2 separate regions of the Homo sapiens genome follow, and region 2 is linked to region 1. The links are chromatin contacts, found by Hi-C or POLR2A ChIA-PET in ENCODE. All regions are on one chromosome and are shown on one strand. Each heading gives the region's core, a stretch centred on a gene start or an enhancer-like site at or near the end of the contact. The rest is flanking DNA. Distances are from core to core; before and after follow the strand shown. Region 1 has its middle 34 kb from the start of RBM20. Region 2 overlaps RBM20 (RNA binding motif protein 20).

What was found. Hi-C counts contacts between places; a loop is a spot of excess contacts on that map. ChIA-PET counts read pairs that join two places held with the same protein, here RNA polymerase II (POLR2A). Pooled maps may share reads with other maps.
Region 2: a map of K562 shows a loop between it and region 1 (4-fold over the local background). The contact joins two enhancer-like sites. A Hi-C loop is called at or near these places in 8 of 168 maps with a recorded cell type or tissue (HCT116, IMR-90, K562 and 5 more), 11 of 37 single-sample maps with no recorded cell type and 14 of 50 pooled maps. POLR2A ChIA-PET finds 5 or more read pairs at or near these places in 3 of 52 experiments (AG04450, OCI-LY7 and activated naive CD4-positive, alpha-beta T cell).

The regions. Positions count from the first base shown.
Region 1 is chr10:110,608,453-110,611,734 of GRCh38, forward strand. No RefSeq gene overlaps it. Among named protein-coding and RNA genes, the nearest start is that of RBM20, 34 kb to the right of the region's middle. RefSeq lists an enhancer at 2,805-3,282. Within about 2 kb of position 1,364, at least 2 of the 41 ENCODE cell types and tissues checked have a DNase peak (open chromatin) inside an H3K27ac peak, as active enhancers do; they include psoas muscle, where a contact is called at or near this core.
Region 2 is chr10:110,722,871-110,726,079 of GRCh38, forward strand. All of the region lies in intron 1 of RBM20 (RNA binding motif protein 20), which reads left to right. Among named protein-coding and RNA genes, the nearest start is that of RBM20, 80 kb to the left of the region's middle. Within about 2 kb of position 1,787, at least 2 of the 41 ENCODE cell types and tissues checked have a DNase peak (open chromatin) inside an H3K27ac peak, as active enhancers do; they include psoas muscle, where a contact is called at or near this core.

The DNA of each region.
Region 1 (3,282 bases), core at 114-2,613:
TAGGGCCTTACTCTGTCGTTCGGGCTGGAGTGCAGTGGTTCAATCATAGCTCACTGCAATCTCCAACTCCTGGGCTCAAGGGTTCCTCTCAGGGCACCTTCCCAAGTAGGTAGCTAGAATTACAGGTGTGTGCTAACACACCGGCTGATTTCTGATTTTTTAAGTAGATGGGGGTGGGGTCTCACTTTGCCCAGGCTGGTCTCGAACTCCTGGCCTCAAGTGATCCTTGGCTTCCCAAAGTGTTAGAATTACAGGTGTGAGTCACTGCAGCTGGCCCTTTTTTGTTTTAAAATTATATGTAATTAGGTGGAAATTATCCTCTCCTTTTGTGTGAAGATTGAACAGTGATATCCTTGTTTCCTTAGTTTTATCTTTTGGAAGAAACAATTCTTCTTTTCATCCGGGAAAAGTAAGAACAGAATCTGTTTCAATTGCCTATTGCCTAGAAGTGTTACAGCTTTTATTTTGGTCACATTAAGTAATTCTTGATAAAGTGGTTAACATTTCTAGAAGGAATATTATTTTGGCAAGAGCTCAGATTTCACAAAACGTGTCTTAAAAATGGCTTTCGGCCAGGCGTGTTGGCTCACGCCTGTAATCCCAACACTTCGGGAGGCCAAGGTGGGTGGATCACGAGGTTAGGAGATCCAGAGCATCCTGGCTAACACGGGGAAACCCTGTCTCTACTAAAAATACAAAAAATTAGCCGGGCCTGGTGGCGGGCGCCTGTAGTCCCAGGTACTCGGGAGGCTGAGGCAGGAGAATGGCGTGAACCCGGGAGGCAGAGCTTGCAGTGAGCTGAGATTGTGCCACTGCACTCCAGCCTGGGCGACTGAGCGAGACTCTATCTCAAAAAAATAAAGTGGCTTTCATATCTCCACTTTTTCTAAGTTAGGACTTTGAAGGATATATTTAGATCCAGAGATACAAAATTTTTTAGTTTAATACCTTAATTTTATAGACGAGGAAATCTGAAGCCCAGATTAGGTAAGTGACCCAAATGAATAAATGAGCACACACAGCTTAATAACCCACAGAGCCAGAACCAAGTCCTGGCTTTCCTTCGCAAGCAGGACAGACTCTAATACATTAGCTCTTTTTTTCTCCCAAGTTAACTATGAAAATGGGAGAGAGATAGTACAGTGTTGATTGATCCTCCACATGACACAGAGAAACAGATTTTAAGGGCACAATTCACCATCTCTGGTTTTCTTTGCCTTTTGCCTCCCCACTCCTCCTATTTTCTTTAGACTGCACTTATTTAGGTACACTCTGATCACTTATCTCAGTGTCTTAGGGGGACTGGATTACTCCTGGCTGCCAGTCTTCTGCATGAAAGATGCCAGCGTTGCTCCATAAATCTGCCACCATGTGGCACTCACTCTCCCCTTCCTAGACACAGAGTCTCCTGGGTGTAAGAGCCCTTGTGGCAGCCAGTAATTGCTCAGGGACATGAGGCAGCCTAGCGATTAGGTTTGCAAGAAGCACATGGATTTATTTCCTCTCTCAAGTCCTCACATTGGTTGGTATAACTCTATTATTGGAAAGAGACATTAAGGTTTGAATGTTATCTCATGGATACTTGTGTGTTCAGATCAGTGCCTGGAAAGTTGATTATCAAACATTAAAGTGTACAGTGATCACAAGTCCTGCTTTGGCTTTATAAATATACACCTAAAATTATTCAGTAATTAACAATGATGGCGGTAAAGGCTGGAAACATGGAACTACATATGGGTGGAAAAAACCCACCACCATAGAAAATTGAAGGACACGGGTTTAAGGCAAATCATTTGGGACTAAGTTAACAGAGGCAGTTAAGGTATAATGTACTAAAGGTCCCTGACACTTCTGAGGCAGAGGCCTTTGCTAGGAGAGGTCTTCAAACACAGGAATCTATCGTACCACTTCAGAATTAGAAATGATGGCTGCAAAGGTAGATAAGGCTGAGGCTTTCTTCATCATTGGGCTGCTGCTTTGTCTCCCAGTAATTACTTCACTTTTTTCCCAGAGCCACTAGAGGGGGCCCTTGACACATGCCAACCCCTCCATTTTTTCAGTCTAGTTTTTCAAACTCTAGTTTCTTAGAGTAGAGTTCCAGGAGCAATGAGATGGTCAAGGTGTGACATTCTTGAGATTTCTCTGTTGCAAGAGTTTGAGCTACGTGTTAACTGCAGCTCAGTAATTGGATGCTTTTAGCCAAGGTACCTAGTGCTTGCAACAGGTTGGATTGCTGCTTAGAAAGGTATGCAGCAGCTGTTTAATGGGATCTTGTTAACAAAATTTGCAGTCTGTATTAGGGTTCTCTAGAGGGACGGAATAGGATAGATGTATATATGAAGGGTAGTTTATTAAGGAGTATTGACTCACATGATCACAAGGTGAAGTCCCGCAATAGACTGTCTGCAAGCTGAGGAGCAAGGAAACCAGTCAGAGTCTCAAAACCTCAAAAGTAGGGAAGCCAACAGTGCAGCCTTCAGTCTGTGGCTGAAGACCTGAGAGCCCCCGGCAAACCACTGGTATAAGTCCAAGAGTTCAAAAGCTGAAGAGCTTGGAGTCCAATGTTAGAGGACAGGAGGCATCCAGCACGGGAGAAAGATGAAGACTGGAAGTCTCAGGAAGTCTGCTCTTTCCATCTGCCTGTTTTATTCTAGCTGCACTGGCAGCTGATTAGATGGTGCCCACCCAGATTGAAGGTGGGTCTGCCTCTCCTAATCCACTAACTCAAATGTTAATCTCCTTTGGCAACACCCTCACAAACACACCCAGCAACAATTCTTTGCATTCCTCAATTCAATCAATTTGACAATATCAGCCATCACAGTCCTTTCTTGCAGTAGCCCTACTTGTTTCTCCTCAGAGCAGTTTTTTCCTCTATACTTTCTCAATCTTCATATAAACCCAGAAGAGTTTGTTCTATTATAATTTTCCTCATTTGCTCTGTCTCTAACCTTGCATCCCTTAATTGAAACAGCTTCACCTATGTTGCTTTTCAGTTTATCATTTTTAAGTCATCTCCCCAACAAGACACTCCGAATCAGCGTCTCTTATGTTCTTTCACAGAGTGAAGGGAATACTTGCTTCTTTTCTTGTTAGAAATCTTATTAGAATCCCTGTAGCCTTGCGATTATGTGGCTGTTATGTGAGATTATTATGTGCTTTAGGATTGTTCCAGAAGTCCCATTTCCCTACTGCTTAAGAATAAAGGGTTCATCCCCATGGTGAGCAGGCATGTGGGAGCCCACACACAGCCCTGCCCCTGTACCTCAGCACAGGGGTCAC
Region 2 (3,209 bases), core at 537-3,036, 110 kb after region 1:
AGAGGCTGAGGCAGGCAGATCACTTGGGGTCAGGAGTTTGAGATTAGCCTGGCCAAAAAGGCAAAACTCTGTCTCTACTAAAAATATATAAATTAGCCGGGCGTTGTGGCATGCACCTGTAATCCCAGCTACTTGGGAGGCTGAGGCAGGAGAATTGCTTGAACCCAGGAGGCAGAGGTTGCAGTGAGCCGAGATCACCTCACTGCACTCCAGCCTGGGCGCCAGAGCGAGACTCCATCTAAAAAAAAAAAAAAAAAAATCATCCCAGCAACCCTATAAGGTAGGAGGTGGGTACTGTTTTGTTAATAACAGCTTTGATGAGATGTAAGTCACATATCATGAAATTCACCATTTAAAAATATACAAGTAAACGGTTATATATTCACAGAGCTGTAATTCATCACCACTAATTCCAGAATATTTTTATACCCCCAAAAGAAACTGCGTACCCATTAGCAGTCACTCCCCATCCCTTCCCTTTCCCCTTCCCTCATCCTCTGGCAACCACTAAACTATTTCCTGTCTGTGTGGATTTGCCTCATCTGGACATTTCATATAAATGGGATAATGTAGGAGTGGAATTGCTGGGTCATATGGTAACTTCAGATGTAACATTTTGAGGAGCATCCAAACTGTTTTCCAACGTGGCTACACCATTTTACACCAATGCCACTAACAATGAATGAGGATTCCAATTTTTCCACATTCTTGCAGCACTTATTATCATCTTTTTGATTTCAGCCATTCTAGTGGATATGAAGGGGAAACTCATTGTGGTTTTGATTTGCATTTCCTTAGTGACTAACAATGTTGAACATCTTCTCATGTGCTTAATGGCCATTTGCATGTCTTCTCTGGAGACACATCTATTCAAATCCTTTGCCTATTTTTAATTGGGTTATGGGTCTTTATTGTTGAGGTTTTTTAACCCTGTTGTACAGATGAGCACGGCCCTTCCTCTGTGGCAGTGCACAGGGAAGGCAGAATTATTGTGATTTTCAGTTCATATGAAATTCCTTAAGTGTTGGGCTTGAGTTTTACTTCAATTATAGGCTTATCTTTTCTTCCATGTCTAAATAATAATAGTATTCATTTGTTAGTAGATGACAGACACTGTATTCTAAACACTCTACTATTCTAAACAACTCTGCAGAAACTGAGGCTCAGAAAGGTTACATTACTAGCCAAAAGTTACCGGGTAAGAGACCAAGCCAGGGTCCAAGTCAGGTCTATTGACTTCAGGGCTTGTATTCTGAAGTCAATACTTAGCCATCAAAAGAGACAAACAAATCCCGTCTGCCAGTGTGTGTGCAGAACCCGTTTGTCTCTGTGGCAGTGGTAAAACAAATGACCAAACAAAACAAAACTGATGCTGTGATGCTGGACCTTCAAGCTAGTGATGCTTCAGAATACACCACACCAGACTACCTGTAAAACATCTGCTCCAACAGGTTGCAGGCTGCTCAGGTTGAAATTGCTCCAAGCTGGGAGCTGCAGAACTGAAGTAGCCTTTCAGCAAAATTGTGACTTCTTTGTTGAGAGAGGAAGTCTGAAGATGTTTCCTGGGGCCTCACCTCTTACCTGCTATTTCCTGAGAGTGCTTCGTCAAGATTTTCTCAGTTCTGTTTCTGGAGACAGAGCAGGAACCATTGACTTGAATCACGTTAGCACTGTGAGTGGGGAGAAGCATTGACTCCCTGGCTTCTCCCCACAAAGAGTCACCTTGACAGGCCCAGTAATATCCCTGCAGCCATGGGCGTGCTGGGCCATATCGTTGCCCTGGTGGAGGTCTGGCACAAGACTCAGGGAGGGGACATTCTTTCTCTGAAGCCAAAGCAGATGTTTTCACTTCATCTGGGGATGAATCATCTGGGGAATGAGAACAGTAGGCAAGGAAGGCAGGATCACCATTATCACAGGAGATGCTTTATCCGGCACCTACTGTAAGTGTACCAGGTTTCTTGAGGCAGTGCCTGGAAACCTTGATCCTGGTCTGCCTGCATCCCCCTCAGGAACTTGACTGCTTGGGCTCTGACTGCATGCCTACCATGTGTCAGGTCTTCGAGGAGGAGTCCCAGTCCTCAAGGAGTTTAAAGTTTTGGGTAGAGAAACGTGTGGATTGCCAAGTTACTGCAAAGTGGACTGTGATAAACACTGTCACTGAGCTCTATTAAGCAAGTGACACCACTCCATGAACTTGGATGATCATAGCTCTTTCCCATCTACACAGCAGGTTAATCATTCTCACCCTGTGTAATTCACAAGAATGACTCGGGAGTAAATGAGACCAAGAATGTGCCAGAGTTGAGTGTACTAGTGGTGCTAACATTTTGGAATCAGAGATCCCTTTCAAAGGCTGATGAAAGCTTTGGACTTTCACCTCAGAAAAATTACTCTGGAGCGTGCGCTTATATGACTTTGCAAACAGTTTCAATTTCATGGTTTTTATGAACATCCTGAAACCCATCCATGGACCCTTGTGGGGGACCTGTAGGTCAATAACGCCTGTTTCGGTGCTTGTTCCCTGAAGGATGTTTTAAAAGTCCCAGATAAATTCACATTACTATTATTAGGAATCCTATGTTTCTCAGTTACTTCTATGTTAAAAATCTTTCTCCTAAACAATTATTTGCTAAATATCCCTTATAACTAGGTATTATTTAGATTGATGAACTTTAAGGATAAAGCAAAAGCAAGACAATCTGATTGGCCAGATTTGTCTTCTGTTTTGTGTACATGTATAACATAAAATGGAAAACAATTGCAGAGGTGCAGGCTTTAAAAAAATACAGAAACAGAGCACATCAACCTGGATTTTAGGTGTGACATCTTGCTTGGTTGTGTATTTCAGGGGCTGCAGAGCTCACAAAGCTATTGCGGGGAGGCAGCGTTAAATCTGTTGCTCTTGTAAAACCAATTGTATGGCATATAGCTGGGGTGGCGTGTGTATAGGAAGCTGAGAGCATTGGTCACGCCAGTTCTCTGAGACGGGAGGCAGGATTGACAGCCACAGCTTGGCCTCTGTGCTGGGGGTGGAATCTGCTGCGTGTGCAGCCTCCTTCCTGCCCCCCTCCCCCGACCCCATCCTGGCAGGCAGTGGTGCTGAGCAGATGGACCCCATCCCCATCTTGGGGGCAGATGTGCTGCTGACTGCCCCATCTGCCCACTCCTGCTTTACCTCTCCCTCTCTCTGGGCACCTGCCTCCTTG